Linked DNA regions of Mus musculus: regions 1, 2 and 3 are each linked to region 4. The links are chromatin loops, found by intact Hi-C in ENCODE. Cell type or tissue: gastrocnemius. All regions are shown on one strand.

Region 1 (8,000 bases), 440 kb after region 4:
ATATCAAGTCTAAATTATGAAAATAATCTCTTCACTTTTCCCCATTATCCTACTTTAGCCATTTATTACTTAGTAGCATGGGACAAAGCGTGTAATTTTTAAAAAAGCATTACCCTAAACTGCTAACTACATACCCACTGAAGGCTTATCAAACCATATCCCTAAGTCCAAGAAGCTCTGGTACCCTCTGATATGAGTGTTTATCATCTTCCATGTGCGAGAACAGAAAAAAGCTAAGCATTACTTCTACGCAATCCTGTACAGGCCACTGACAAAAAAATGAAAGCAATTGGCTAAATTGCATTCCACCTCCTGTCAGGTCTGATACAGGTTATCCCTTGCTGTCATTAACAGTAACTCCCAAGAGCAATGAAATAAAACTAACCTATATTTAGTTATAAAATAAAATTCCTCTCCTCTGGTTTTGAGTCTTACCCATCCATTTATCTTCCTTTTCCACAGTTCCCTTCTATACTGAACTTGCAGATCATACAGATTCAAGGACTCCAAGCTCAGCACCCCAGCAAGGTTTCATAGTCACCCCATAAAAACCTTACAAGACAAACGGTATGCTCTTAGAATTGCTCTTAGACCTGGAATCACTACCTTCAGGCAGGCACTCTCTGAAAGAGCCAGCCTGTCAGTAAAAACAGAGTCTGGAGTCAAGTTTAAGTATGCAGCCACATATGCTTATCCATCGCACACATTGCCCTATGAAGCAGAAACACACAGAGATACAAGAATGATTTGAAAGACAAATTAAAATTACTGTATGTGGAAATTATTTTAACAATTTATGAACCTATTAAGTATTTTAATAACCACCTATTCAGAATATCTGCCTATTCTATGTCATGGATCAATGTTTAAGGCTTGCAAAAGAAATTAAATTGGGTTGATAAGAATAAACAAAAACGGCTAAGAATGGTATATGTTGTCAGTATTAATTGTTTTGTTATACAGAGAAACCCTCTCTTAAAAAAACTAAAACAAATAAAGAATCATTTCACAAAAAATATAAAACAAATAATTAGGGGCTGGAGAGTTGGCTCACTGGAAAGGCACTGGCTGTTCTTATAAAAGTCCTGAGTTCAACTCCCAGCAACTACATGGTAGCTCACAACCATTAATAATGGGGTGTGATGCTCTATTTTGACTATACACATTAATAAATAAATCTTAATAATAATGATGATAATAAGGAACTTACAAAGTAACAAAGATCACCATTAAATGTTTAAATTGCTGAACTACAATTAGCAAGGACTCTGGAATACAGACAGAAGTACAAACAGGAAAAAGAGAGTCAGCAAGGGCCCCAGGCCACATCTTCACTGGTCACAAGGTCAGCAGGTTGTGCACTTGTGTGAGTATGAAAATGGAAAAATGGGAAGGATCGGGAATCTGTACTAACTAGAGACAGGAAAAGAACAGAAAGTAAACCTGGAGAGGTAGGGTGGGACAATAAGGGATTTTTCTCCTCTGTGAAATAACACAGAATAGAAAAATTAGCGTCAAAAGAGACAGAGGTAGTACAGAGCAAGAGAATGCCACAATGAAGATGCAGGAAGCAGACAGCCTGAAAAGTAGAGTAAAGAACAGACTGGCAGCCTGTGGTATAAGAAGTCACTAGGCACAGGAGACCAGTGGTCCTCTGAGGAGCAGAAGAGCTCCTGTGGGGGGGCCATGCAAGTTAGAGTGCTAGCATATTAGTGCAGACATTCAGCAGTTTAAAAAAAAAAATGTTCAAGCAGGGCAGTGGTGGGCACACCTTAAATCCCAGTACTTGGGAGGCAGAGGCAGGCCAATCTCTGAGTTTTAGGCCAGCCTGGTCTACAGAGTGAGCAGCAGAGAATAGCCAGTACTACAGAGAAATCCTGTCTTGACAAACCAATCCAAATCAAACCAAAAATGTTCACAAAGGGCACAGTCTACAGTTTACTGATGCTAGTCATGCTGACTGGTGTAGAATTCCTCTGAAGAATCAATATACCTTATCAATTACTCTATCCCATCTCTTCATCTACAATACCCACCATACTGTCATCAGTCCAGGCATCAAATGGGGTGGCCTGTCCTTGGGATGAATCAGTCCCTTGTTCATCTGGGATGTTAGTCTGACTTGGGGTGGCAGCCAAAGAAGGTTGGTCATTATCCTGGAGTGAGGAATGCTCTGTATCTGTAGATGAAGGTAAGTTAGGTGCCGGCATGTCATCTTCAAGAACCAAACATATCAAGTCCCCAGAAACAATCCCATATGAAGCCAAGGTCTCTTCATCTCCAGTGAGGGCATCCTTGTTGTTCAATGTAATTGCAAATCGGGTATCAGAACTGCCAAGAAAGATGGATGAGCATAGTAAGAGCTACCTACCAATATTCCAAATAATACATTTGGAATACATTAAAGTACATGCTATGTTCCCAAAAGCTCTATATAATATTTTAAAAAGAAAGAAAGAAAGAAAAAGCAGGAGACAAAATTACTTGTTCTCATCAAAAGCCTGGGTCATAGACTTGTAACTGGAGCTTTAGTAGGCAGGGAGGCGAATCAGTAACCTACACTTCACCAATTCTAAAGCACAGACTTTGCAGTACTCATCATCTCTGACCATGAGGAGCTTCTTAAACTTAACACATCAACCAGTTTAACCCACAGCTTTGCTTCCAGCTTTCCATCGTGCTGGGGCTTCAAACTCCAGTGTCAGGCTGGTGCATCAAACGCCTCAGCCAACCCGCCAACCCCCAACCCCATTCATTTTTCTTAAGACACATCCATTAAAGAGACATTACTGGAGTTAAAACTATTCCTACTCCTCAGGAAATAAGATGCTCTGATGCTTGCAAAATGTTCTGGTCAACAACAAGCTGAAAACCTGCCAGGGGCCCAGGGACACACCATGTCAACCTTGGCAGAAAGGGGACTCCCCAAGCAAACAATTCGTTCTGTAGATGGGATAAGGAGCGGTCTGTTTAACAGAAATGCCAGTTTTCCCTCCCACTTTTCTGAAGTGTTTTCCAAGGCCCTATTTTCTGTCATTTTGGGGGGTCAGGTGATTTTACCAAAAATAATACAATTCCAGAAGCTTGCATATATACATATATGCAATCTTTGATCTGCTTACTAGAAAATACTCTTTAAGAATAACAAATGTGTCACATGAACACATTTTAAAGCTTCTCTTCTGTTCCCTAAATGAACAAAATTTCAGAGAAATGAGTTTACTTTCACAAGCTGAGGCTTAAATTCCATCCACCTAACCAACTGCAACTGTGAAAACAGCATGCAAGAGAAACAGAGCTCTTGGGTTTCCAACCCTTTCAAAACTGCCCTGCTTAACTGAGAAGTAAGACTACTTGTAAATACCTTAAAAATTGAATTCTCAAAGTGTGAGGAGAGATAACTGTTATCAACATTGAAAACACTTGGTTTTACACCAATAAGTAACATGTGGGTAGGTCACCATTATATGGAAATATATATTATATATAATACAGCAACATATTTTCTTTTAATATGAAAAAATGCTCTTTTTTTAATGGTTTGGCTAACATTATTATCTTATTAGACAGGGTCTCACAATGTAACACTGGCTGGTCTGGAACTTGCTATGTAGACCAGGCTGACCTTGAACCCTGCCTCTTCCTCCAGAGCGCTAGAATAAAGGTGTAGCTCAGGCTCACTTAATGGGGGGATGGGAGCAGGGAGGAAGGGTGAAAAAATCTATTCAGGGTCTCACTTTGCTTAACTCCCTACAAATAAAGTGAAAAGGCTTATTTAAAATGCCAATTAATGGGAAACGTTTTTCTTTGAAAATTTTTCCCTTTAGAAGCCCCAGAGCCCATCTTTTTAATTTTTTTTTTCTTCACTAGTTCAAATTTCTAGCTCAGCACTTGAAGTGGGTCGTCCATACAGTTATCTCTCTATGTCCTGAAACTATCTTCTGCAGAAACACAGACGCTTCATCTGCAAAAATTAGTAATAGAACCCCATAAATTAGTAATAGAACCTAATCCTTTTTCAACTTGCCATGAAACTGTAAGCTCTCTAGGGTCATGCCTCTATTCGTGAAAAAAAAGCAACATTCTCACCCAGAGAATGCCCGCTGACAGGCGTACTTCCTGAACCCTTACAGTGAGAAAGTGAGAAAGTTACAGTTAGGTGCAGTCTGCCACTTGCACGCTCAGCTGTTTTTAAAGTTACTGTAGCCTTGGGCAGTGGCACAAATTACAGTGACCTAAGGTGTCAAGACTTTTGTCACCTTGAGCACGATGCTTTTCCGATTTAACCACTGAACTATCCCAACCGCAGAGGTAAACTCAAGTTAACACCGGGAGATTTAACGCAAGCCAAGCTTCCCGAGTTCCCTTCCCGCCCTCGGGGCCGCAGCGACCGAAACCCCGGAAGTGACTACTCACCGGGGAGGACAGCGGCACCCGGGGGAGGCTGGGCCATGGTCTCTCGGAGCCGGACCCCGGCCAGCACCCAGCTGCCGAGCGTCACAGTCACAGGCGCCCAGTGCAGCTACACCCGGGAGGCCCGGGCCTCACGTGACCGCTCGAAGCGCGCCATCCCCCGAGCCCCACGACAGCGACGCGGCTCACCTGAACCCCAACGTGGGCAGCAGGACCTGGCTGAGGTGCGCGCGCAGCTGCCCGAGCGTTGGCTCCGACTCCGGCACCTCGAGCGGCTGGGTCCGCTTCTGAAGCCGCACGCGCAGCTTCATGGCGAGAGTCGGACCGCAAGCTTCGGTCGGCCCCGGGAAGAAACCGAAAGCAAGGAGCTCCGGGCCTGCGCTCCCGAGGAATCCCCAGCGCTCGCCGCTCGGTCGACTACGCCCCCTAGAGCCTTCCGCTCGAGCGGAGGGCCGAGCGCCTGCGCTTCCCTATCGCTGGCTCGGCGCGCGACATCGCCACCTGGAGGCGAGGCGCGCACGGCGCAGGCGCTGGGTTTGCTTGGGCGCACTTGAGTCTCTACGCTTCTGCTTCTGCTTCTGCTGGGGTGAGCGAGTTTGTTCCTTCCCTCCCAGCAAGCAGGATCTTTAGCTCTGGAAGGAATGCTGCCAACAGTGTGGAGACATGACAGACGGCCCTAACCTGATGTCACTGGTTTCCGTGCCCAGAAATGAACTGCTCTATCCCTGTCATTAGAGTGCTCAGACCTGCCTGAGAAATAATGTACACAGGTCCCCTGTGATGACTAAAGAAAGTTAATGTGGAGCCAGGGATCCCTTAAGGGCTGTTGGATGCCTGGGAGGTACTAGAGACCTGCAGGTGAGATAAGAATAGGATAATGGCTGTGAGGATAGTAACTGCTGCCTTTGCTTCTTTAAAACTCACTATCGCTATGGGAAAGGGATGAAATGATCTTTTAATTACTATATAGCGGGAAGGTGAGAAACAACTGAGGAAAGTAAAACAGTTTTCCTGCCCAGCTTGTATTTCGTGGTAAGTTGTAATATACACCTTTCTGATGTCCAATTTAAAACCCCATCTTATCCTTAGTCCCCCTTCCCTATGGAATGCTGTTTGGGCTCTAAAGCTGCCTTCCTTCTGCTAGCAGTAAGCATAAACTCATTTTAATATAAATTTGAATTGAGCCTAAGTCTTTGGTTTCTCCCAATGGATTTGAAGGCCACAACAGTATAGCTCTTCACTTCTCACGATAAATCTTGATAAACCAGACTGCCTCCATCTCAGGCGTAAAAGCCATCTTATAGTAAAGACAAACTAGGTTTCTCAAGGATTGGGCTATGTCCCACCTGTAACCTTAGCTACAAATGGCTCTGTACTGCCCCATGCCTTTATTTTAAAAGGTTATTATGGTGACCCTGTTGTAACCACCTTGCAACCATGTCTTTGTTTCAAGAGGCTGTTATGACCAACTTGGTATGCTTATGTTCTGCTTCGGTAATACATGCCTATTTGCCTGCCAAATCCTCATCTGGAAACCCCCTACTCCTGAACTATTACAATCTTACCTTACCTATGTCCAGCCCATGTATACATACCAAGAAAAGCTTGATTAATTAATTTGGCCATGATGGTTTGGGGTTGATGGTCTTTCTCCTCGAATCTGTGGGACTGATTTTTTTTTTTCCTGTGGGATTAACAGCATTTACTTCCTTTCTTCCTTGGCGCTGCCCTTAGGAACTTGAAGCTGAAGCCAACTCCTTTAGCCCCTTCATGTTACCACAAAATTTAAAGCAGCTTTTAGTTGTTACACAGTGTCTTAGTAAAATCTTTTGCTGCATATCAATTGTCCTCCAAAGCTTACTAACCCACATCAATAAACATTTGTCGACCCACAAATTCTGTAGATTGGGAACTTGGGTACAGGGTGGTTAGGTAATTCTGTCTCAGGGTCTCTTGCCAGAGCTGCCTGAAGACTTGACTACACATATCATCAAACGATTGGCCCCAGTTTTTCACAGATTTTTTTTTTCCAGAAATCTACTTGAATGTCCACATAACATGATAATTGGATTCCCTGAGAGTAAGCGACCCAAGCATTACCAAGACAGAAACTGTGAAGTCTTTTACAACATAGCCTCAGAAGTTACATATTTATTTCCATCTTTTTTTTTTTGCTACAAGCCAACATTTTAGTATAAGAATATCAAACCAAAAGCATGAATACTGATAAATAAATCAGATTGGTTTGAGACTGGTTGTAATAGAAAACCAATCTTTATGAAAGAGGATATTCTTGAGCTGGGCAAAAAGTTTGAGACACATTCTAGAATACATGAGAAGCCACTGGAAAGTTGTGAGGGGGTCTCCAATATCACGGTCTTTAGTTCTAAACAGTGGAAATTGACTCTGGGCAACTACCCAGGAAGGGGTGAATTAAAGGGATGATATATGGCCCAGCAGATTCTAGGAAGGACTGGAGAAAACTTATAACCACACTGAAGACGTGTCCTGATTAGGAATATATCAAAGTTGGGTCTGCGGGAAATTGCTGTCACCACTGCTAGGGAGGACTGGGGAGTGACTGACCCTGTCTCTGCTACCCTCAGATTCCTTGTGGGTTTTGCTCTGTCCTGCACCAACAAAATGACAAGCTTCCAAAAGATTCTGTTTTCTCACCTTACTTCCCAATCAAGGGTCTATATGGGGTGCAATCTGACTAAGGAAGTTTGGGCCCCATACCTGAGTCCTCACTGCAAAAGAAACTGAAAATCAGAATCTGACTCCTTTTTAGGAGCTTATTAGAATTTCCCCAGAAGTGTAAGGAAGGTGTTCAAAATTTGAGAAGAAGCCATGAATTTGACAGATGTGCACTACTAGGGCCATGCTCTAATCTGAAGTATATATATGACTTATAAAAAGGGTTGGCGGGGGAACTGTTGTGGTAAATCTCCAACCCAAATATGCCCTGGCAATGAAAACACAACTCAATTAATATGAATACATGCTGTGCGCCAAGACTGGGCAGATCTACCGCTACACTACCATCTTTTCCATAGAAGAGACCACTTAGAACTTTTGGTTTCTCCAAGCCAAGTGCTTCTTCTGCTCCACTTTCCTTTTTCCTCCTCCTCTCTTTCTCTCCCAAAACCTTCAGCCCCACCTTCCCCTCTTACTCTGCCCAATCGCTGGCTCTAGCCTTTATTTTATAAATTAAGGTGGGAAGAAGGTTTACAGGAAATCACCAGAGTGCTGACTCATTCCTTGTTCGCAGCCCCTCACGGGAGAATGGAATTAACATCAAATGTAATTAGCCCCAGGGAACACCTGTAGGGCCTTAGCATTGTCTCAGGGGCCAAGGGGACTTGCTATGCTTCTTGCTATGCTGTGGATTTAATTGTCAGCACCCACAATGCTGCTCACAGCCATCTGTAACTCCAGTTCTCGAGGATCCAGTGCTTTCTTCTGGCCTCTCTGGACACCAGGCAAGCCACGTGATCCACAGACATGCAGGAAAAACACCTACAGACATTAAATGTTTTTAAACTTTAAAATAGGGAATCTGTCCAACTCATTGTAGGTGGGGTATC
Region 2 (8,000 bases), 280 kb after region 4:
TTCATCCCTCCCTCCCTCCCCTTCTCCCTGTCTGCATCATATTCTCTCTCTCTCTTTCTCCCTCCCCTCTTGCCTTCCTCCCCTGCCTCTCTTCCTTTCTCTCTCTCCCCTTCTCCCTGCCTCCATCATTCTCTCTCTCTCTCTCTCTCTCTCTCTCTCTCTCTCTCTCTCTCTCTCTCTCTCTGCCTCTCTCCCTCTCCCCCTCCATCCTTCCTCCCTCCCTCCCTCCCTCCCTCCCTCCCTCCCTCCCTCCCTCCCTCCCTCCCTCCCTCCCTCCCTGTGTTGTCCCTTTTTACCACACTGTGTTAGCTAGAAAGAATGATGAGTGGGCTTTTGGGTCCTTTGTTTTTCTTCAGGCGCTGTTCTTGCATCTGAAGCGAGTTTGTTCTAGCAGACAGCATGACTCTCACTGCTGTCAGCACTCCTACTTCCTTAGCTGTAGCCTAGCCCACTTGCCTAGGACTTGCTTGAGGTCAGCCTAGTCTCCCACACACCACAATGCCAGTCCAATGGACTTCTATGCTTAAGCGTCAGACACGCATCTTGTTCATGTCTCCTCTGCCTGCATGCATGATCCACTGAACCATCAGTCCTCAGAATACACAAGTAAGCATATTTAAGAATTTTCAACAACAAAGCATTCAGTCAAGCCTAGGGCCATCAGAGCACAGAAACCCTGCACAGTGGCGTGGGCTACTCCCTAGCCCTGCTGCCAATGTCCCTCTGTAGACACAACTGGGAGGGTCTGTGATTCGATGAAGAATGATACCCCAGATTCAAAATAGTTTTCTTCTACAGTAGTTCAGCATGCTGGGGTCTCCCGTGACCAAGATAGAGAAACAACCAAGTGAACTCGCAGGCCTGATTTAAAGTACACCAGGGTAGGTGGACTTTAACTTACTCTATCTCTAGGCATTCCAGAGCCATTATGGGGCCTGGTATCTGTAAACTGTTGCTGAGAGATCTGGGGAATGGGGTTGATTTTGTTGTTGTTGTGTTTTGTTGTTGTGGTGGTGGTGGGTTTTTGTTGTTGTTTTGGTTTGTTTTGTTTTCTAGTAACTGACTTGCCTGGACTTGCCTGAACTTGCCCAGTTCTTAGGCCTAGTCTCCTAAACTGCCAGTGTGAAGCCTATCATGGAGTCAGCCTAGCCTTCTCACAGCCACAGGACTCACTACTACCTCCCATCCCCAGGGTCAATTTCACCTTCCACCCTAGATCGTAAGTCTCATTGTGCTCAGTTACTGAGCCAGTGCCCACTACAAGTTATGGTGCTCATGACGCATTGTAGAGTGAATATTACTATAAGGCCAAGTCTGCCTGACACTTAGCCCACTGAGACTTTTCTGAGGTAGTTTCCACCCCACTCATTTGATTCATTCATTCAAGAAGCTCATAGTCTATCGAGAGAGAGCTCTTGGAACATGAAGTTCTCCTGTCCACTTATGCTCGTCATTTCTAAGCACTGGCTAAAATGTGTCTGTCGTGAGAGAACTCCTGGAGTCCCATGGAGAGAACAGCTAGTGGAACAGTGAAGACAGAATGCCACAGAATCTCATGGAAGACATTTTGGAGATATTAAGAAGGTACAAGTAACCTAGCCTTGGACTCCCAGGAAGTATTTTCAGAAGAGAAAGTTCCCCCAAAGGAGGAAGGCCCTCCACACTAGAAATATTCCTCAGTTGGCAAAGTGCTTGCCTTGGAAGCAAGATGACAGGAGTTCAATTCCCAGATCCCACATACAAATCCAAGTGTCATGGTATAAATTTGTAAGCCAGTAATGGTGAGACGGGGCAGTAGAGATAGGTGGATCCCTAGAAGTTAGCTAGTCAGCTAGCTGGGCTTACTTGAAGAAGTTCCTGGCCAGTGAGAGACCTTTCCTCACATAAACTGTGGGAAGTGCCTGAAGAATGACAACCAAGATTGTCCAAAGACCATATGTGTGTGTGCGAGCACACACTCGCACAGAATTGGGGGGAGGGGCAGGGAAGGGGAGGGGGAGAGAGAGATTGGGGGCTCTTCCAATAAGAATGAGCAGATAAAATAAAGCACCATGGTCCAAGCCAGCACAGACTTCTCAGCAAGTGTATAGAGGTGGATTTTGATGCTGATGCTGGAGAAGTGGTGACTGGGATCTGGGATGCAGTTCTATCAGCCACTTGGCAGTAACATAATGCTCCCCGAGAACCAAAAGGGAGCCGCTAGCCCCTTCTAAGGGAACCTATAGCTGGCCTCTACCTCAGCACTTAGTAAGAATTTGTTCCTAGATGTATGGAGAGCATCCTAAGCCAGGGGAATATCCTGAGGCCAATTGACTGTTGTCTTTGGGAAATGGTGAGAAAGTATGGGGCAAGCAGGTGTGCCAAGATGCATCTTGAAAAAGGCTCAGCATCACCTGAGCCTGTTCTGTGTGCCAGGCTCTCTCCTAATGGTGTTATATCTACTTATTTGCTCTTGATGAGAGCCTTTAGAGATAGATTCTTTTTGCTGTCTCCATTTTGCAGATGAAGAAATCAGAGAGTTAAGTAACTTAGTCATGGCACTATGCCATCTCAGGCCCTTCCAGATCTTCAAGATTCCAGCAATTCTATGATGTTTCAAACCCTCACTATACTGAATGTGTGGCTGCTTAGCAACAAACCCAAGTAATCAGCAAGCCTTACGGCAAATGATAAATTCCATTTGTGGTCCCCAAGAAAATGCTGCTGGTGCAGGGGTGTGTCCACATCTGTCCCTCAGAGAAGGTGAGCAGACTACAGAAGAGTTGTAGAAACCTTGGACTGACTGGTACCTCTTGAACCCATGAACTCAGATGTGTGAAGAGAAGGGGCCAAGGACAGAGCACCAGGTAGGAGACAGAAATGCAGGAGATAAGGAATAGAAAGGAAAAACAGAGCGAGGTACTCAGAAGCCAATAGACACCCATGTCACTCAACCGAGACAGCCAATCACGTGAGACAAAAGCAATTTTGTCTGTGCAGGTGCCTCCTCTATGCATGACTTCATACAGAACTATCCTCCCTTCTCTTGAAAATAAGAAAAAAAAATAACAGGCAGTGGGTATAAAACTAGACATAAAGTCTTATTTTTACAACTCATGGGGAAAGAAATCACGCTTTGTCCAAAATGTGATGATTTGAAGTCTAAAATGGCAGTCTCTGCAGCCAGATGCAAAGTGCCTGAGTTGGACATCTGACAGACACTTCCACCCCCTTTTAGGTCTCACTTCACCGGTCAGTAGACAAAAGTAATTGAAGTGGCATGCTCAAACTTCTATCCCAAATCTAAACTTTCTCCTTGACCATTCCTTCTGGAAATTGGAGATATTGGAGTTGACATAATGTGATGAAAATCACGCATATGCACGAGGGTGCACACACACACACACACACACACACACACACACACTAGTACACACGTTCTGTAGGGTGGGTCTCTTTATATCCTAGTCTTCCTCTGTCTTGTTTTCTCTTCCAAGGTGGTGCCCAAGCTATTAATGAGAAGCATGTGCTGGGCTGCCTTGGAATTGATTTACAGCCAAAAGGAGAAAGGCAAAGGCAAAAGCAGGAGGAAGAGGCGGGGGAGGAGGAAGAGGAGGAAGAGGAGGGAGGGGGAGAGAGAGAGAGAGAGAGAGAGAGAGAGAGAGAGAGAGAGAGAGAGAGAGAGAGAGAGGCAGAGGGAGGCAGAGGGAGGCAGAGGGAGGGAGAGAGTGAGAGGGGGGAGAGGGAGAGAAAGAGAGAGAGAGAGAGAGGAGGGAATGAAGGAAAGAAATGAGCGCTTTGGTGTTCTCAGCCCTACACATAATTCCCCTATTGATGTACTATGAATTACAGTGGCTGCCAGGCCACCGTGGTTTCTGAATCATTTCCTTCAAGAGGGACTCTGAGCTTGTCCCTGGGCTGGCTTCAGCTGGACTGGATTGCAAGGAAGTTGGGCCTCTGGGCAGCTATGCTGCCTTTCCTCCCTACCAGAGTTCCAGCAGGAAGGTGGAGGTTCCGGCAGCACAAGAGAGTAAAGATGATAGACAAGCAGACCGAGCCTGATTACCCCAACAGTCAGACTCTAAAACTCAGGCCTCTCCATTATTAGAGATGGGAGTGAAGTAAAACACAAAATAGATAGACACTATGCATTCCTCCGATGGGTTTCAGACTCAGCTGAGCCCAGATTCACTTTCTTTTCTGCCTTGCTACTCTGTGTGATAAAAGTAAGATAAACATCTTTGGGGCAGAGTTGGATGTGAATTCAATGCCAGTCCATCTTTCAGTGGGTCACATTAGGGAACCCTGAGCTGCATCTCTCCCATGCAATTCCCAAGGCTAAGGATGAGGGTATATATGGTCTCGAATTTTCTCACCAGGGCATTGGTGTCCAAGCAAATCTGTTTTAAATTTGTCTATAGAGTAAGTTTCATTCACTCAACAAAGAACTTTAATCCCTTCTCTGGGCAGATCCTGTGTCGGCACCAGTGTTTCCAAGAGGAAATGGATGTGATCCCAGTTGTAAGAGATACAAGCAAGCATATGATGTAAATTGAGCATGGCATATGTTATGAGGAGGTGTTCCAGGAGAATCATAAATGCAGACCTGGGGCTGGGGAGAGTCCAGGGAAGGAAATCCAGAAAGTTCTGTTGCATTGAATGAGGCAACATGTCATGTCATGTCATTTTCCTTTGCCCAGACGTCCCTCCTCCTACACTAACTCCTATGTGCTTTCCCTAAGCTCTTTGTTTTGCTTGAAGATGAGACTCACCACATTAAGTTGTTAAGTGGCAGCTCTCCTCCATGACAACAGAGGGCACTTTCCCAGCAACCTCTGCAGGTTGAGTAAGTTCTGGAGACCGCCACCTGGTGGCCATACTGACCCAGGTCCAGTTGCCTGCTACTGTTCTAGAGATGGGGTGACCTGCAAGCAGTACTAATCAGAACCTGGTAATGGTTTGCCTGCTCATTGGCTTGGAGTTACAGGTAACAGGTAAAAAGAGAAACTTCTAAGAAGCCTTGATCTGCCTTCAACTGGCTGCAGTCTCCCCTTAAGGTGGCTTTGAGAAGCAGCTAGTTTCGAGGAGGTACCACATCTTAATCTTGTCTTAAGATCCCTAACCCCTAATTGCCCTTGCTGTAAGAATCATCATTGAACTGGTGAATGAAGCAGACCCTTATAAGGAAGGTTCTAGAAAGAGCACAGATTTGCTATACTTGCTATATACTTGCTTTAGATGTTGTCTATACTGTCTAGAACAGCTGTTTGTTTATCTGGCTCATCCCTGGTAAGGTGACTTGCCCTGGGTCACCCAGCTCATCACAGAACCAGGACAGGTGGGCATGTCAACTGACTCTCTCTGCATTGCCTGGCAGGGTCAGACAGTGCTTACATAAGGAGCATAGCAAGGCAGCCCAGGAATCAGGCCTTTGCCTGAGGTTACAGGCTGTGAGAGCTTTCTGCTAAGACTCACTGCCCTTCCTACCACTCTCCTTCTCAGACCCTCAGGGGCTCCCTCTTGCTTGCCAGTTGGGATCTGAATATCTTCCCTTCCATTGCTCCATTCCAACTCTTTCCACATAGGCTTCAGCCCTTCTTGCCTTGCCCTCCCACCCCCACCCCTGCCCGGCCAGGACCATATGAATGCCTGCCCTGTGTGAGCTCCCATCCCTAGCCTACCGCTCCTTATTCCCCTGAACTCCCAGAGCCTGCATTTCCTCACCCATAAGAAGAAGATCCCCAAGCTGGGCATGGTGGCGCACGCCTTTGATCCCAGCACTTGGGAGGCAGAGGCAGGCGGATTTCTGAGTTCAAGGCCAGCCTGGTCTACAAAGTGAGTTCCAGGACAGCCAGGGCTATACAGAGAAACCCTGTCTCGAAGAAGAAAAAAAAAGAAAGAAAGAAAAGAAAAGAAAAGAAAAGAAAAGAAAAGAAAAGAAAAGAAAAGAAAAGAAAAGAAAAGAAAAGAGATCCCTAAAGCACAGGCAGACTATGTTGCTGTGAGAATTGATGGAGTTCAGCATGCAAGGCCCTCTGAGCAGCACCCAGCAAGTAAGCTGTTTGCCACGTGTTAGCAGGGATTCCTGTGCTTGTGACCACATGAACCATGTTCCTTTGCTCGTGTCCTATGTCCCCCTTGACTTTCTCCTCAGATGGGACTCATTCTTGAAGATCATTCTTCAAGATCTAGACCTCGTTTCCTTCTTAGCCAATGGAGGAGTATATATCACGCCCCTCTCTCAATGGCACCCTGAATTCCTAGTCCATCAAAGGGAGCAATAGTGACTGCTGGTGGTGGGATGCCTCCAGTTGGCAACTTTACAGTTAGAATGCATAACTTGCAAAAGCCTGGCAAACATGAGAGGTGGGTACTTCGCAACTCTAGAAGAGATATTCACTGCTCAGCTTCTGACTCGCTGGATACATGCCATAGCCTTGGCCAGGCAACCACCCTGTAAGACATGCTCTCCCACTCTACAAACTCACTCTACCTGGGAGTCCCGAGGCTTCCCAGGTGCTGACAGCTCCATTCCTCACCCACTCAGCCACCCAGAGTTCAGGGAAGTCACATCAGCCAGGCCACCCAGAGCCCTTTGTCCCCAGCCTGACCCCTGCTACCCTTATTCCCCCTCTTTCCAAGCTCTCCCCTTATTCTGTCTCCCCAGATCCTCTTTGCAATAAAAATGGAAAGGTCCCTTCTCAGCTCCTACCCCTTTCCTGTTTTTTTTCTCCCTCCTCTTTCACATTTTCTTCACTGTCCCCAAGTCCTTCTCAGGGACTTTAACAAGCAATTCACCTTTTATCTACTCATCAAGCATTGTGAGGACCACGTGCTCACCACAAGGCATTATAGGAGAGTCAAAATACATAAGATACAATCCTGGCACTGGGTGGGGAGGGCAGGGTCTTCTCTGTTCCAGGAAGAAGCCAGATGCTTAAACTGTTCCTCTGAATTCTGCACCACTCTGCCTTGGGCCAGCCTTTGCTGTGTAGTAGTCTCCACTCCACTGAAGATACATTGAAGTAGGGAATGTGGCATGTGCCACCACCTACATGGCAGATAAGAAGTAAAAACAAGCACCATTCCCCCCAAGTCAGACCCTCAGAGCATCGTGCACAGCAGGGTAGAAGACCCATCTGATGCAGAGATGAGTGTGAACCAGGATACATTAAGCTGTTTCAGACAAGATGCTGTGTCCCTTCCAACTGCATACATTAATACCTTATTCCCCTCCAAGAAGAGGATTTGAGGTGAGGTCTTTGGAAAGTGATTGCAAGGCTGAGGCCCTGGTGAAATAAGAGTAGTGCCCTTATAAAAATTCTCCAAGATCTGGTGAGATTATTCAGTCTGCAAAGTGCAAATATCTAAATTCAGTTCCCAGAACCCAGGAAGAAAAACTGGGCATAGTGCGACATACTTGTCATCCCAGTACTGGTGAGGCAAAGAGAGAAGGCTCTCCAGAGCTCACTGGCAAGCCTAATTGTCAGGATTCGGGTACAAATAAGGCCCTGTCTTGAAAATCAAGGAAGACGGCTCCTGAGGAATGTCACCTGATGTTGACCTTTGACCTCCCGACAAACCAGTGTACACATATGCAACTCCCCACATGAACACACACACACACACACACACACACACACACACACACACACACACACACACACACACACACAAATGCTCCCTCACCTCTCCCGCCACTTAAGATCACACCGATGAGGTCCCATGTGCAAATCTATGAACCAGGAAGCAGCCCTTGACAGGGAGGGACTCGTCCAGCTTCTTGACCCTGGTGTCCCAACACTTGGGGCTATGAAAGATAGGATTGTGTTGTTCCCAAGTCTGCGGTGCTATGTTTTAGCAGCTGGCCTGAACACAGGCAGAAACATTCTCAGGGCCGTCTCCGGCCCCACAGCACTTCTGCTGACCGTCTTTGTTTATGCCTAAGACTGCAGGGTCTCTCCTTTGTTCTTAAGCCCATGACCTACTGGAGTGAACAGCAAATTCATCACTCATTTCAG
Region 3 (8,000 bases), 490 kb after region 4:
ATTCACAAAGTCCCACCACCCTTAAAATAATCCATTTAAATATAGAAATGACTGGTTTGAACGAAAGATTTAATCCTTAAATCACTTTGTTTGTTTGTTTGTTTATTTGTTTGTTTATTGTCAAGGTTTCACTATGTAATCCAAGCTGATCTGGAACTCAATATTTAACCCAGGCTAGTCTTTAGTTTTTGATCCTCCTGCCTCAGCATTTCAAGTACTGGAGTTACACATGACTTAAGTAAACAACCCTTACTGTTAGTCCTTCAGAGCATCCCAGGTATCATACATTATGGACCCACAGGCTTCAATTTGTCTTAAAGACCGAGATGCTTCAGAGAAAGGCACTCAAGGCAGACAGATCTTGACCTGAACTTCAGTTCTACAATTTATTCTTCAAGAACTATGAGAAAAGCACTTATCCTTTCCACAACTCATGCTCCATTATAATACAGCACTACTGCCCAGAGGTAGTGACCTTCAACCCCAGCACTCAGGAGACAGAGGCAGGGGGACCTCTTGTAAATTAAAGTCCAGTCTGGTCTACAAAGTGAGTTCCAGGGTGGACTACACAGAGAAACCTTTTTTGAAAAACCAAAAGATAGGTAGATAGATAGATAGATAGATAGATAGATAGATAGATAGATAGATAGATAGAATAAGAGTAAACCAGCACTTGGAGTTTTATGAAGAGTAGAAAAGAGATGATAAAAGTTCCTGGTGCTGTGTCTGGCACAAAGAAAGTATTCAGCAAGTGCCAACTGTTGTTGGGTTTTGCACATTGTTAGCCTAGTAAAGAGGTGTTTTCTATTCTAACTACACGATGCAAGATTCACTTAGCACCAATCACCCAGTTTGTGGATTCCCCTCATCAGCTCCTGACTCTCCATCTCTGTTTCTCTCCCTCTATGGGACAGATTGCAGAGATCTATGTCTTGTCCCAGCCGTTCATACTGCAGATGATGGCCACAGGGCCTCCTATGGTCAACTTACAACGAAACAATTTCAGCCTGGAGTTCCCTGCTGCTGTCATCATGCTCACTCAACTGGATAACTCTACCATCCAGCCCATCGTCTCCATGGACTTCGTGAGTTTGGGAATACAGGCGGGCAGCCTTTGGGAGTCCATCCTGTTTCTGCTGTGAGCCATTAGCCAACAGCCTCTTGATGTTTTAAGTAAATGTGATTCCTAAATTAAGAGTGAGGATAGAGTAGATACTGAGGCTGTCTAAAAACAGACCCACCAACCCATATATGGAAGTGGCTCTATATGGAGACAGAAGAGCTCACGGACCTGTGTATAAAATATCTCACCAATATCTACTTCCCGTGTTCTCTTTCACTTACATTAGAAAGCTGTAATCAAGTGTCCCTGACCAATTAAATGTCAAAGGAGTACATTGATGGTAAGCAAAATTACACACATGAATGAGAAGAGCCACTTGGAAAAGGCAAAACTAAAGAGGGCGCTGGGGCTGTAGCTCAGCGATAGACTGCTTACCTAGCATGTGCAAGGCCCTGGGTTTCATCCACAGCACTGTCAAAGATTAATTGAAAATGGATTCTCTGCAAGACAATATTTTCAGAGCCACTTATTTGTTTGGTTTTGAGACAGAATCTCCCCCATGTAGCCCAAACTGGCCTTGAACTCCCTTCATTCTTCCTTCTCACCCTTTCAAATGCTATTTATACTCACACACTGCCCAGATGCAGAGAGTTCTTGCCAATATCCTTTGAATAAAAGGGGACTTTGGGATCGTGATGTCTCCACTGTAGGAGATTATACTTTTTTTCTAAATGGACAGCCACTCACCTCATTAACAAGGGCTTTCTCATCTTTAGGTTGCTAGTACCAGTGTTGGCCTGGCTATTTTGGGACAAAAACTGATCTGCTCCTTATCTTTGAACAGGTAAGATGAGTTTGTTTGACTGTTGTAAACCTTGGTAACAAATTGGAGAACATTCTCCAAAGACAAAGGGCCCATTGAGAAAACAAGTGCTTTAGCCTTGTGGGACTGTGAGTCAGTTTGGTACCCTGCCTCTCACAGAACAGATGACTTTAAAGGTTGGACTCAGTGAAAGAAAGTTGATTGCACTTCTGTTTTTCTGCTTCCTTCCCATGAAAGCAATGGTAAGATAAAATAGGGACAAGGTCATTATAAAAATAATTCTATCAATGCCCATTCTGGTGATGACTAAAGTTCCTCTTGGCGACTCAAGAGAGAGTATATTGAATGGAGATATTGCAAGAAAAGGGGTTCATGAGAATATTTAGGTGCAGTATACATCTTTAGAGATTATGGTATCATGTTTCAAATCCCTTCTCATTGGCCTTATGGCTACGGTCAAGTCTAGCCTTAGTAAGGGTTAGTATTGCTGTGAGAAAACACCATAACCAAGAGCAATTTGAGGAGGAAAGGGTTTATTTGGCTTGCATATTCTACATTACATTTCTCTTGAAGGAAGCTTATCCAGGAACTCAAACTGGGCAGGAACCAGGGAGTAGGAGCTAATGCAGAGATCATGGAGGGGTGCTGCTTACTTGCTTGCTCCTCGTGATTTGTTCAGCCTGCTTTCTTGCAGAACCCAGGACCACCAGCCGGAGTGCTACCACCAAAAATGGTCTGGGCCCTCCTACATCAATCACTACATCAATCACACTCTACAGGTTTGATCTTACAGAGGCATGTACTCAATTGAGGTCTCTTCCTCTCAGATAACTATAGCTCGTGTCAAGGTGGCAGAAAACTAACCAGCACGAGTCTATTAACCACTTCCACTTCAAGTTTCAGTTTGCTTATGTGTAGCATAGTGGAATTGGACTGATCTAGGACCTCTCAGACTCTAACAGCTGGGTCCTGTAAGTAGAATACAGACTTTAACAGGATCTTGGCCCATAACCTAGCTAGTCTCAGGGGAGGTGACAAGGTCTGAAGGGTCATTGCAGTTCCTACATACAGGTCACTCACTGCATACCATCTTCAAAGTCCGTGATCACTGAAGTCATAAACCAGATTACCTAAGGGGAACGTTCACAGTAAGGTTAACGGGCCCAGGCTAAACTCATAGAAGAAGAAGAAGAGATAATAAAAACAGTCAGAAAAGAACTGAGAAACTAACCAGAATTGTACAGGAGAAGGAGAACTAGAGTCGAGGAGCTAATAAAGTATGTCCTTTGGCAACAACAACAACAAAGAACTAAGAAACCAACAGGAGAAAGTCGGCCCACCACCCTAACTCTTTCAATAAAATCATGTTGAATAGAAAAATAATACAAGACTACATAAATACAGTAACCAATTGTGCAATGAAAAGCTTCATAACTAGGCAGGAAACTAGATCAGCCATCACCCCCTCAAAAAAAAAATCAGGATCCAAGATTATGAGATTGGGAGATTAAAGTTTTTCATAAAAGTATTCATTATGCAATACTGTTTTACAAGAAGAGGAATCCAGTTGTAAAGAGAATCTGTAGAATAGGTTCACACAGAGATATGGCTTCTTGAGGCATTACTCAAACTTGCCCTCCAAGTACTACTGACTTTGCAGAAGGGTTCAAAGATAGTACATCTGGAGTTCACCAGACTTAGGGACCAAGGACAATGCATGCAAGGAGTGTAAAAGATCACCATGTTGTTATGATGGTGTACAGCTTAATACCAGTGCTGAGGGGCAGAAATGGGCAGGTCCTAAGGGCTTCCTGGCCAGCCAGATTGGCTGAAACAATGATCCCCAAGGTCAGTTGGGGACCTTGTCTCAAACAAACAAATACAGAGTGATGGAGGAAGACATCTGATATGGAACTCTGGCTTTCACAGACACACACAGAGATGAGCACATCTCTCTCTCTCTCTCTCTCTCTCTCTCACACACACACACACACACACACACACACACACACACCTATGCACACACACATGCATGTACAAGGTTTAAAAAGTTATGAATAATGTCAGAGTAGAAACTGAAGGACTCTGAAGGTGGCTCTTACAGACGAGTCTATATTAAGTAAACTCAGGCTCTGAGCTGGCTTTGGGCAAGGATTGTGGGGTCATGCCTTACTTGGGCAAAGAGCCAGAGACTTAACAAAGTTGCCCAGACTGGGCTGAAAGGCAGTCTTGTCCTCAGGGGTGGGAGCAGCAGCCCCGCCTTCCACATCATTCCCCAGCCAACTCTTCCACTTTGGGGCTCTCAGCTGGACAGTTCAGGCTGAGCTGGTTTGGTGTTTGGCTGATGTCACAGAGAGTCATCAGGAAAGGAAGGGCATGGGTGGAGATCTATGAGACAGACCTCAAAGGAGAAGAACCAGGCAACAGTTCCGTGTCTCCAAATGTCCCAGCGTACCATGGCCTTCTAACCAACCCCTGACTGAGCCACTTGGCATTGGTAGTGTAGATGTGAGAGGCAGAAACTCAAGGCAACCCAGTGGAGTGGGATTCTAGTGAGTTAGAGAGCATGCCTAGCTGGGTTTAGGTCCCAGTACTGATATTTATCAGCTGTGTAGTCTCAGGCAAGTTCCTTAACCTGTTAAACAGGCGTTCTAATACTCAGCCTCCCATTTTGCCCCTACCTACGGCTCCTCTGTCTCATCCCTGGCAGGGGCTCTGGGAGACACCCTCTACTCCTCTTTATCGCTGAGCTTTAAATTCTGCCAGGTCCCAGCATGGCGCTTGCTTTACTTCACTGAATTTTTTTTCTTTTTTTTCTTCTCTCATATATTACATCTGACTGCAGTTTCCTCTCCCTCCTCTCCTCCCAGTCCCCTCTCCCCCTCCCCCAGATTCACTCCTCCTCCAGTTCCCTTAAAAACAAAACAAAACAAAACAAAACAAAACAAAACAGGACTGGAGAGATGGTTCAGCAGTTAAGAGCATTGATTGTTCTTCTAGAGGTCCTTAGTTTAATTCCCAGCAACCACATGGTAGCTCACAACCATCTGTAATGGGATCCAATGCCCTCTCTCTTCTGGTGTGTCTGAAGACAGTGACAGTGTGCTCATATACATAAAATAAATAAATAAGTTGAAAAACAATAAAAGAGCAGGCCTCCCAGGGTTATCCAGCAAAGATGGCTTAACAAATTACAATAAGACTAGGCACAAACCCTCATATCAAGGCTGGACGAAGCAACCCAGTAGGAGAAAAAGAATCCTGAGGGGGAGCCCACACCTGACACTGCCTGAATGGCCAGGAACCAAAGGCAGGACAACGCAGATGCGACGTGACATCACTTAAATCCTACCACTCTGTTTCACGACCTGACACCAATGTGCAGTAAGTGTCTTGTAGGCAAAGTGGGCACCTGGAGGTGACATGATGGTCACCGAGCGTAGACAACCTACTCTTAAGGCCACAGAGCTGTCCAATGGCTGGACCGGAACTTGAAACCTATTTCAGAGCCACAGGTGTTTAATTACATTGTAATCTTGCCTTTGGCATCGGAAAGAGTTAAGATGTCGGAAGTAGCACGTAGATCTGGGACTTAGGAAATAAATATAGTTGTCCGAGGCAGGACACCCGTGAACCTGGTGTCATGCGAAACTGGGAAGACATGGGACAGAGTGAGCTGCATGGAGGTGATACTAGGCCTCTCACTGATGCTCAAGTACAGAAAAGGAAGAAAGGAATGGACAGCCAGGAACACTGATAATGAACCTGACCTCTCTGCGAATGTCTAGTCGGAAGCTTGGCGTCTGGAGTCAGGCATATCTGCCTGTTACTTAGTGGATGTGTGAGCTGAAGCAAGCTATTCAAGCTCGAGTGTCGGCTTTCCCACCGGACAAGCCTCACACTCGTGTATGCATCTTACACACAAGGAGAGCATCTTGCCTCTGCACAGGCTGATGGATGAGTAGATGGCAGGGTGGGTATGAAGGCCCTGACCCAAAGCCTAGCCAGTGCAGCCAGTCAGCTCATTCTCTCTTCCCATTCCAGGATCCAAGTTTGATCACCTAAGATGGGGAAACTGGTCCCCCAAAGGCCCGACAAGTTAGAACGGCCTTCCAAGCTGTAGACTAGGCTCTCCACATCACAAGACAGATTCATGCTGTTCTGACATGGAGCCTTTTGAGCCAAACAGAATTGTGTTAGGAGGCATTGCTAGCACATAGTAGGTACTTTGTAGAGTCACAGGGCAAGTTAAACGATACTCTCTCCATAGCCAACTCAGGGAGCTCCAGGGTCACTGAGAGACTCTGTCTCCAAAAATAAGGAAGAGAATGATTGAGGAAGACACCCACCCTTGACCTCTAACCTTCACATGTGAGCGCACGTGTACATATATACACATACACATGCACACACATGTGAGAATGGGTATGTGCATACACAAAAGCCCCTTGACGTAATCAAATGTACATTATTGTTGATTCACTTAAAACAAAACAAAAGCCAGACAGTGGTGGCGCATGCCTTTAATCCCAGCACTCGGGAGGCAGAGGCAGGTGGATTTCTAGTTTGAGGCCAGCTTGATCCACAGAGTGAGTTCTGGGACAGCCAGGGCCATACAGAGAAACCCTGTCTCAAAAAACCAAAACCAACCAACGAAACAAACAAACAAACAAAACAAAACAATTTTTCATTTTTGTATGATGAAAACTCTGGATATTCCCAAATTCCCTACCTATTATCATGATCAACACACACACACACACACACACATACATAAACATACACGCCCTACAACTCTTCCCAAGTAACACAGTCATAAAATACAAACACGGCTCATTATTAACTTTTCTCAGAAGTTGGGCAGGTAAATATTTCTCAACATGAGCCTTCTGAACTAGGAACACATGTCCAGGTACACCGAGTCTGCATTTTCTGTTGTAAGGATGCTTTGGACTCTGGTAAAGGAAGAAACTCTAAATGGCTCCTTCTCTGGAGAATTTCCAGGCTGCAGGAGGTACTAAGGTTAAGGCAGTGAGGAATCATTGCCTGTTAGTATTTCTCCCTGAAGAAACGTGTAACTGAAGGTTAAACCTACAGCTGGTGGGGATCTTTTTGTGTTTTGTTTTTGGTTTTGTTTGGTTTAGTTTTAAGTTCCAGGGCAATTGTATTGGAGTTTTAAAAAAAGACCCTAGAACAGGCAAGCTGTAAATCTCAGCTGCTGCCCAAGGAGGAAAAGAGAGAGCCAAGCTGTTTGATCTCGGCTAGAAGGTCAGCCCAGAAGCAGAAGCCGGGCAAAAAAGGGGAAGAAGGGGTCAGAGAAGAGTGGGGAAGCCCAACGCCTCGGGAGAGCACCACAGTCTAGCATTGAAGCTCTTCAACTGTTGCTCCTAGTTCCCAAACCCCCAAGCCAGCTTCCCCAGCTTCCTAAAACTTTGCTTTAGAATGCCTTAAACCTTAAAGGGACCCCCAATTCCAGCTAGTACTCCCTACCCATCTCTCTCTCTCTCTCTCTCTCTCTCTCTCTCTCTCTCTCTCTCTCTCTCTCTCTCTCTCTCGTGTGTGTGTGTGTGTGTGTGTGTGTGTGTGTGTGTGTCTATGTGTCTGTGTGTGGGCGCATGTGAGGGTATCTATTCAGTAAGTATTTCTTGAGCACCTATTTTGTGCCTTGTCCCAGAGAACAGAGAGAAGGACAATGATTCCTACCTAGTCTGGGGGAGGAACAAGTGATTAGTGGGTGCAAAGTATCATTCTAGAGGTGCACATGGACTGCTTTCCTCAAAGGACAACTTGTTTTGGCCCAAGACTCTCTTTCTCCACCATACAGACTGTCTTTCCCCACCACACAGACTGTCTGTCTTTCCCACCGCACAAACACATCAGTAAGTCCTAGCCCACACTGACTTCTCCCCCTTTTCACACAGTTTAAGAATTCTACAAAAAAACAAAAAAACAAAAAACAAAAAACAACAAAAACAAAACAAAACAAAAAAAAAACAAAAACAAAAAAAAAAAAACACAGCAGCGTCTAGGCTACTTTGTATCCAGTGAGCGCTTAGGATGCTCTTGGCTGTCAGTCATCTCTACATACTGCAGCCCATCATCTTGCATCCTCAA
Region 4 (8,000 bases):
ACAAATAAATACGGGTTACCAGAATGTATTCACTGCTGTGTTTTATTTATTATTTCTTTTGTGTTACTTTTATATGGCTGTAGTTATTTTGTACGTGTAATTTTGTATTGTGATTCTTTTTTATTCAGGGCTAGGGATCCAACTCAGAGCTTCCTGCATGCCAGGCCCCTCTGTTGCCGAACTTTCTGCCCCAGCCATTTAAATTTTAATTTATATATTTATTTATCCACTTAGTTTGGAGACTGCTTCTAGCCTCTTGCTAAGTAATTCAAGCTGGCCTTGGGCTCACTATAGTCCAGCCAGACCTTGAACGATTGACCTCCTGGTTTCTACCTTCAGTGTAGCTGGGGTTGTTGGCATGTGCCAGCAAGATGAGGCTTGATAAATTTAATATTACAGCATGAAACTTAGTTTTGTTACTAAAGATGCTTCATGTGAACTCTTTTTTGTTTGTTTGTTTGTTTGTTTTTGTTTTTCAGGACAGGGTTTCTCTGTGTAGCCCTGGCTGCCCTGGAACTTATTCTGTAGACCAGGCTGGCCTCGAACTCAGAAATCCACCTGCCTCTGCCTCCTAAGTCCTGGGATTAAAGGCGTGCGCCACCACTGCCTTTTTGAATGGACAGAAACAATTGCCCTCGAGACTTATCATTGTCCTATGAATGCTGGTGGCTTGCCAATGTTTTCCTAGGGTCAGTAAGGCTGTGATGAATCTAATTATGCATGAAGTATTTACCTGTTTCTTCGATTTTTTTTTTTTTTAGTATAGAATTCCTGAAAAATGGAAGTTGTATGCTTTTAAAGCAAATTGCCAAATTACTCTCTAAAAGTATGTCCCAGTTTTCACAGACACAAACGATGGGCTGGAAACGTGCTTTATCTATTTGCTTTTAAATGGGAGGTAGTTGGTTCCACTAATGTGCTTGTTGGCTTGTTTTCAACAGATAAACAGAGTCCTGGGAAGTCCACTTCTCATGGTGCAGAAGCTCTCTCTGACCCCAAGCCTCCAGCTCCCCGTAACTGGCAACCTGAGCTTCAAACCTCATCGAGTTGATTCTGTGTGGAAGGAGAATTCCCATCTATTGCAGCCATGAACTTCCTCCGGAGGCGGCTGTCTGACAGCAGCTTTGTGGCCAACCTGCCCAATGGCTACATGCCGGACCTGCAGCGCCCAGAGAGCTCCAGTAGCTCTCCAGCATCCCCGGCCACAGAGAGGAGGCACCCCCAGCCCCTGGCTGCCTCCTTCTCATCTCCAGGATCCAGCCTGTTCAGCTCCTTCTCCGGTGCCATGAAACAGACCCCACAGGCTCCCTCAGGGCTGATGGAACCACCCACTCCTGTCACACCCGTGGTTCAGAGACCCAGGATCTTGTTGGTTATCGATGACGCCCATACAGACTGGTAAGCAGCTTCAGGGATGGAATCTGGGTGTGGCTATCTCACCTCTTGGGAGGAAAGAATAGAAAGCAAGTGTTATAAGAGGCTTACATAGTTTCTGAGGCTAGCTGGGAGCAGGAGGCGTTCATCAAGGAGAAGCTGTATGTCTTGTTTTCTAGGGGCCTTATACTGGCAGAGCTATCTGCCAACTCCAAGTCTAACAGCTCTGAGATGAACAACAGAGGGCCCAAGTCTGGAAAGTTCCCCATGTATGCTATAAACGCCTTAACGTTTTTTGATATGGGAAAAGCTCACTCACTGCCAGTGTTCTGGAGACACAGCAGGGAAACAATATGACCTTTCTGAACAAGCATGAAATACACACACCTCACAGGGTTTCCCAAGTTACCTTCCGCTCTGACAAAATGAGGCTGTTGAGAAGGTACACGAATCACCAGAGGCTTGCTGTTCTCATCCTAACTCTTGGGAACAGGTTACCCACACTTACATCCCACTTCTCCCATGAGCTTGACCTCGGATACTCCATTGGATGGGGTTGACGAGTTCTCTAGCCTCCTCCGCACAGTAAGTTCTGAAGGCAGTAATCATTCAGTAAGTGACCAATCACAGGGCACCAGATCACAGGAGCGGTGCTTATATATAGGTCTGCCTCTCTGGAATAAGTCTATCCCCCAATGTTGTGATCCTGAGAGGTGATAAATACTGTAAGTCTCTGAAGACATAGTTTACAGTTAAGGACATCGGCCCAATTATGTAGACATTGAAGCACCATGTCTAGAGCAGAGTTGAACCTGTGCGAAACAGTTGTTCTGATAGTAGACCCATGCATAGTGTTGGTGGCAAACTCATATATGACTATCTCCAGAACCCCAAAGACTGGCACATGGCCAGCACCCCTAGAAAAGTAGACTCAGATTGGGGGCGGCCGAGCCTCTGCTTTGGAGTCGAAGCTGTTCATTTATTCAAATGTATTCCTAATGTTTGGCAATGCTAGAACATGCTCAGCTGATTTAGGTGGCAGGCCTCATCTTTCTGATGAGAGGCGACCTCTTTACTGTTAATTGCTTTATGCCTAGAACTCACTCTCCAAACTCATGGAGAGCTCCCTACCCCTGCCTCTTGGGTGCTGGGGTTACAGGTATGAACCCCCACACCCAAACTAGAAATAATCTGATCTTAACATCCAGGGCGGTCTGGAAGTTGCCTCTGTCTGATCAGCCTGAGTTGTCTTCTCTTTTCTCCAAGGCTTTTGACTCTCAGGCTCGCTTATGCCTGCTGTATGCTGGGACTCTGCTCTTGAGGCTTGGTAGCTTCAGAGGTTTTGCTTCCAGGCCCTCATCCAGGGGCAAAGCTCCTGCCCATTTACCCAGCAACGGAGTCTCCGTTTCTATCTAATCCAACCTTTTCTTTTTACAAGCATATCTGTGTGTGATGTGCATGCATGTATGTATGTGTGTGCTCACGCGTGTGGGTGCATGTACGTGCATTAACAAATATGCTGTATGTATAGAAGGTGGAAGTTGATGTCAGGTGTCATTCTGAGCCACTCTTCACTTTATTTAGAGGCAGAATCTCTCGATGAACCCAGAGTTTACCAACTCTTGCTAGACGAGCTAACTGGTTTCCCCGCCCTACCCCCCTGCACCACCAGGACTCCCTGTCTCTGCCTCCCCAGGGCTGGGATTACAGGTGGCTACTATGCCTTCCGTACTTTTACAGGGGTTCAGGGATCTAACCTCCAGTCTCCCTAAGGCTTGCAAGTCAAATACTTCATTCACTGAGCCATCTCCCCAGCACCTAACCAGACATTGGACCTTATTCTGTGCTAGTTGTCTTACCTCTGCCTCAGCTATTTGACAAGAAAAGTTGCCTCCTGTTTGGAAGTGAAGTTTAATAATGGAGAGTGTGGTATGGTAACAAACAACTAGGCCACATTCTGTCTGTCCCTCAACTCCCTCCCAGCTTTGTAGCTCTTGTGACTTGCTATACCTGTCTCCTCACGGGGCTTTATGGAAGTAGATAACATGAAAGTCAATATAAAAGTCCTTGGGTAACTACCAAGTGGCATGCAAGCATATATTCATACTATTGTATAGAACTGTGGACCTCTCTGTATGTCATTAATCATGGCAGCAACACCTTCCAGGCATTCTTGGTTTATGCCTTTGTCCCCTGTATTGTGCAGAAAGGACAGGGTCCATCCCATTGTGTCTGGCTTCCTATTGCCATTCCTTCCTGCTTAGCACCTGCCAAGTAGATATTATTGCTCTTTATCTGCCCACAGAGCCTGTGACACTGTGACAAGGTACAGTGAACAAGGCTGGGATCCAGCTAGTGGCCCCAGTCAAGTAGCATTTAAATTTTGACGTTGGTCATCGATCTCCTTAATGTATAGAAATAAGTAGTGTAGAAGGCTTAGGTGCGGCTCCCTTGGAAGTCATGGTGGAGGTAATGCTTTTGCCCTGAGTGGTGTGTGGAAACATCTATCACTTGCTCACACTTCAATTGGGTCTTAAGAACAACAGTGGTTGGTTTCTGGCACGCTTCTTGCCCTTTGATGGGGAAAAGAAATTGAGACTCATGGGCTTACCTGGGAGTTGGCCACATATTCACTGAATGTTTGTGACTGGGAGACTTCCTACCACAGGTTCATCAGCTTCTCCTTCAAACTCCTTTCTTACATCTTTATGCCCTCCTAACCTCTTACCATCTCAGTGGCATTCCCAGCTCTCTCCAAATTAATGTTCCCTGGGTGCCTTCGAATCGGTCTTGCTGGTTGTGGTAGGGCACAACTGTAATCCTTGCACTTAGGAGGCAGAGTCTGAGAGGACTGGGAGTTCAAGGCCAGCCTCTGCTACATAGGGAGACTGTTTCCAGAACTAACAGCTTGCAGACACCAGAAGATTCTCTCTCCTACCTGTAGAAGTCTCCAAAACTGCCTGACTACAGCTACCAAAATTAGCCAGCAGGTGGCAGGCTAGCCCCACGGTCCAATGTATCCTGGCGGAGCCAGCTGCCTCCAGGTCCAGCTTCTTCCCAGCCTCTCCTGCTTTGTGTGAAGGTCTCCAGAGAGGAAGGAGAAGTTGTGAAAAGAGAAGAAACCAGCTCCCACAGCCTCTTCCTTCCCTTTTGAGATGATAATGAGAGGGGCTTCGACTGTCAGGGCTGAGAGTGACCCTACCCCCCACACCCACACCCAGAACCAGGGGCACACTGCTGTCCGCTTCCTGACCCTTCTCAGACTCAGCCCTGCAAACTGTCTTTCTCTGTTGGTCCAGGGCCAAGCTGCCTCATGAGGTTTCCTTGCAAGCAGAGAGTGTGTTGGGAACCCACGCCTCTTCTCAGAGGCCAGCTGGCAGATTATTTAAATCTGTGGGTCCAATCAATTCCACCTGAGAAATGGCCAGATCCCTGGGAAAGGGACCTTGCATTTATTTTTCCTTATTTTTCTTCCCATCTAGTCCCTCAGTAGCTACACCCTTAGAGAAAATGACACACCCCCTCACAGCAACCATTAACAGTCATCAGCGCCTCAGGAAAGGGTGGGATCTTGTGGACACTGGTGCTCTCTCTCTCTCCCTCTCCCTCTCTCTCTCTCTCTCTCTCTCTCTCTCTCTCTCTCTGATTGAATGTGGAAGGGTCTGTGTGTCCATAGTTACAGTGACAATGTCATATTGGGGTGACAACGTTTCATGACAACCCTCGCATCCTGCCACTCTTAAATTCTATGATGCTTCCAGGCCTTGACAGGGAATGATATAGATGTCCCAACTATGGATCATCAATAATCATCAATTGATGATTATGCTCATCAATCACATATTCTCAGCTCTTGCGCCAGATATTAATCTTTGCATTAACCAACATCCTCTAGGGGGAAAAAAGCCCCAGGCTGAGAGCTGCACTCGGTTATGAGTATAAACATATTTAGAAGGCAGTTTGACAGCCGGTCCCTTGGGAGAAAGAGTAGTGGGGGTGTCCTCCCCTTGAGCCTTTCTCAGCCATAGGCTTTTGATTTTGATCAGGTTTATAGTGTTTGCATTTTCTGAGAACAAACTGAGATCCCAAGACAGCTTTGCCGCAAGGGTTCACGGCGGAGTACTTTAAGATGCAGCTTGTGGAGGTGAACCTAGCCATGCCTTGGGTCTCTAGGGAGCTTCTGGCCACCCTAATAGAGGTCTGGCTTGGTAGCAGGTCTGTCCTCTGGGATGGGACAAAGCAGTCAGTCCTGGGATGCCCGTGAGCACGCAAGTCAGTTTCTAAGCTGTTTCCTTCAGCCTGCTGCCCCGGCAGGCACTGGCTTCCTTGCCTAGAGTTTCCAGCAGTTGCCCTGGCTTCAAGCTTCCAGTCTTGACCTTGTCTCCTGGTTACCTTCCAACCTAGCATCGTTGCATCCTCTCTGAAAACAAATCAACTTCCACCCTTTGGTGATGCATCACAAGCCTAAACTTTGAGTTTAAAGTCACAAGCATGTGACACACACACACACACACACACACACACACACACTGGTTCTGTGTATGTCTTCAGCTCTACATCCTGCTTTGCAGACAAGTGATTCCTAAGCACAACTCACCTTACCAGTTTCTGCTCCTGTTCCCCCAAATACCCTTCCCTACCATGTTTACCTGGCCAACTTCTGTTCATCCTTAGAAGCTTCAATAGGTGAAGATGTTGCCTCTTCCGGGTACCACATCTGACACGAACGTCTTGTTCACAGTGCTGGTGGCTACCTCCCTGATTTAGCTTCTTCACCACAGCCTTGTGGCTCATATCACAGCAGGTTGTAATTGACTTTTCCTCGGGTTGCTCAGTCATCTTTATATTATCTAGAGTTCAATGCACAATCAGTGCACGGTCTTTGCATGTCATTGTCCCTCTCCCTGTCTAATCAGTGTGACATTATGAATTTGCAGGTACCTGACCTTGGTAGTCAGTGGTACTACACACATAATGGAAGGGGTCACAATTCTAATCCCTATACTATGAAATCTTAGCTCTTTATCAGTATGCTAGAGTCCATGAAAAGTGAATGCTTAGGATTGTTTTTAAAAGAGAAAGGAGAGTCTGAGAAGGTCCTAAATTCAATCCCCAGAACACACATAAGAAGCTGGATGTGGTGGCACACGCTTGTAATCTAGCAATGAGGACCCGGACACAGCAAGAGCCCTGGGACTCGGTGTCTATCCCTATTCTAACCTTCCTGGTAATTTCCATGTTCAGTGAGAGATCTTGTCTCAACAAGAAGGTGGGCAGGAGATGAGGGACAACACATGAGGTTTACCTTTGGCATCCACAGATGCACACACCCCATACATACACACACATGACTACCTCTTGCACATGTACACATACAAAAGCAAGCAGGAAGACATATAGGTGCACCAACCAGAGCCCTAGTTTTGAATGTCAAAATAAAAAACATTCTGTTACTTAGCAATTACAAAGACCATAACCAGGTGGAGCAGGTGAGCCCTCCTGCTTGCAGGTTCTCTGGAGAGAGAGCAGGGGCACTGGGACTCGTAGATGCAGGTAAGATTTGTCCTGGTGGTCCTCTCTCCTCTCAGCTAACTTGTTCTCAAACTGCAGTTCCATCTAACAATGACCTGTCTTATGTCTGCTTACCACCACCCCTTCCTTGTCAATTTGACAAGTAGAAAGGGTGTCCTTCATTTGAAGTGCTCCATAGCCACCATGCATGAAGCCTAGAGGCTGTCATACCTCATTTGCCTGGTAAGGCACAGTTAATGGTAGTCCTGGCTGAGCGCCTGTGACACTTCTAGGTTGAACAAGACTGAGATGGGGGTCTGTGTCTTCTCTCCCACCAGTGGCCTGCCCACTCCTAAATGGTGTCATTATGTTTCTATGCATAGAGCAGTACAGATGACAGAGATGGGGAAATGTGCAATGATCTGGGAAATGATTGGCAATGACAAGGTATGAGTGTGACAATGAGGAATGAGCGTGGTAGCATGCTTAAATTCTACTTGCTCTCACCTCGATTCAACCTAACAGAAAATCACACTGACTCTGGTGGAGACAGTTACACAGAAGTCATAGGCACTATCAGTACATAGCGTTGCCCACCAGCACTTCCCAGTGGACTGACCAAGAAGGAAACAGCAGAAGATGCTCATACCTGCTCAAGGAAAGCAGAGTAGCTGAGCTTGGGGCAAAAATAAGAGCCACCTTCCTACCCAAGCCTCCCATGCTGGCCATGAAGGAGATGCTGGGCAGTTTGGATGGAACAGAAGACAAAGACACACAAGAATCAACAAACTCCAAGGACCGGCCATGTCCTCATTATTACATGAATAGCTTTATGAATGGGCTTAATGTCTTCTCCTGTTGCTGGGATAAAATATTCTGACAAAAGCAACACAAAGAGGAGATGGTTCTTTTATGCCCAACAGCTCCAGTTTGTGACCTGTTATACTGGGGGACTCTCGGGGGCTGGAACTTAAGGTATGTGGTTACATACATAGAACCCATTGTTAGTGAGAGTGAGCATATTGCCACCCGTGTTGTTCTCTCCATTTTAAACGGACCAGGGTCTCCTGCCCAGGGAATGGTCCCTGCCACAATTATGATTGGCCTTCTCACAT

What was found. A loop is a pair of places that touch in the nucleus more often than their neighbours do. Peaks named below come from ENCODE experiments on the same cell type or tissue, not always from the same donor. Only the 100,000 strongest peaks of a DNase experiment are listed, where the experiment ranks them.
Region 1: a loop joins it to region 4, with 5 times the contacts of the local background. A loop is called at or near these places in 10 of 42 quality-filtered maps.
Region 2: a loop joins it to region 4, with 10 times the contacts of the local background. A loop is called at or near these places in 17 of 42 quality-filtered maps.
Region 3: it touches region 4 in a loop (5-fold over the local background); 38 of 42 quality-filtered maps call a loop at or near these places.

What each region holds. Positions count from the first base shown.
Region 1 is chr10:86,018,747-86,026,746 of GRCm38, reverse strand. It overlaps Fbxo7 (F-box protein 7), which reads right to left and starts at 4,818. Exons shown (of 9, transcript NM_153195.2): 1 at 4,603-4,818; 2 at 2,037-2,331. The coding sequence starts at 4,724. In gastrocnemius, a CTCF peak has its summit at 4,880 (motif pointing left); a DNase peak (open chromatin) is centred at 4,877; H3K4me3 peaks cover 1,880 bases; H3K27ac peaks cover 1,822 bases.
Region 2 is chr10:86,179,214-86,187,213 of GRCm38, reverse strand. All of the region lies in intron 6 of Syn3 (synapsin III), which reads left to right. Gm35636 (a long non-coding RNA gene) reads right to left here. Exons shown (of 8, transcript XR_003949028.1): 5 at 297-7,030. Among named protein-coding and RNA genes, the nearest start is that of Gm35636, 21 kb to the right of the region's middle. In gastrocnemius, a CTCF peak has its summit at 4,859 (motif pointing left); a DNase peak (open chromatin) is centred at 4,843; H3K27ac peaks cover 531 bases.
Region 3 is chr10:85,969,279-85,977,278 of GRCm38, reverse strand. It overlaps Bpifc (BPI fold containing family C), which reads left to right. Exons shown (of 16, transcript NM_177772.4): 11 at 915-1,085; 12 at 1,840-1,907. Among named protein-coding and RNA genes, the nearest start is that of Rtcb, 15 kb to the right of the region's middle. In gastrocnemius, no CTCF peak of the experiment used is centred here; a DNase peak (open chromatin) is centred at 4,140.
Region 4 is chr10:86,460,377-86,468,376 of GRCm38, reverse strand. It overlaps Syn3 (synapsin III), which reads left to right. Exons shown (of 14, transcript NM_013722.3): 2 at 942-1,398. The coding sequence starts at 1,088. Among named protein-coding and RNA genes, the nearest start is that of Syn3, 35 kb to the left of the region's middle. In gastrocnemius, a CTCF peak has its summit at 4,355 (motif pointing right); DNase peaks (open chromatin) are centred at 4,369 and 4,653.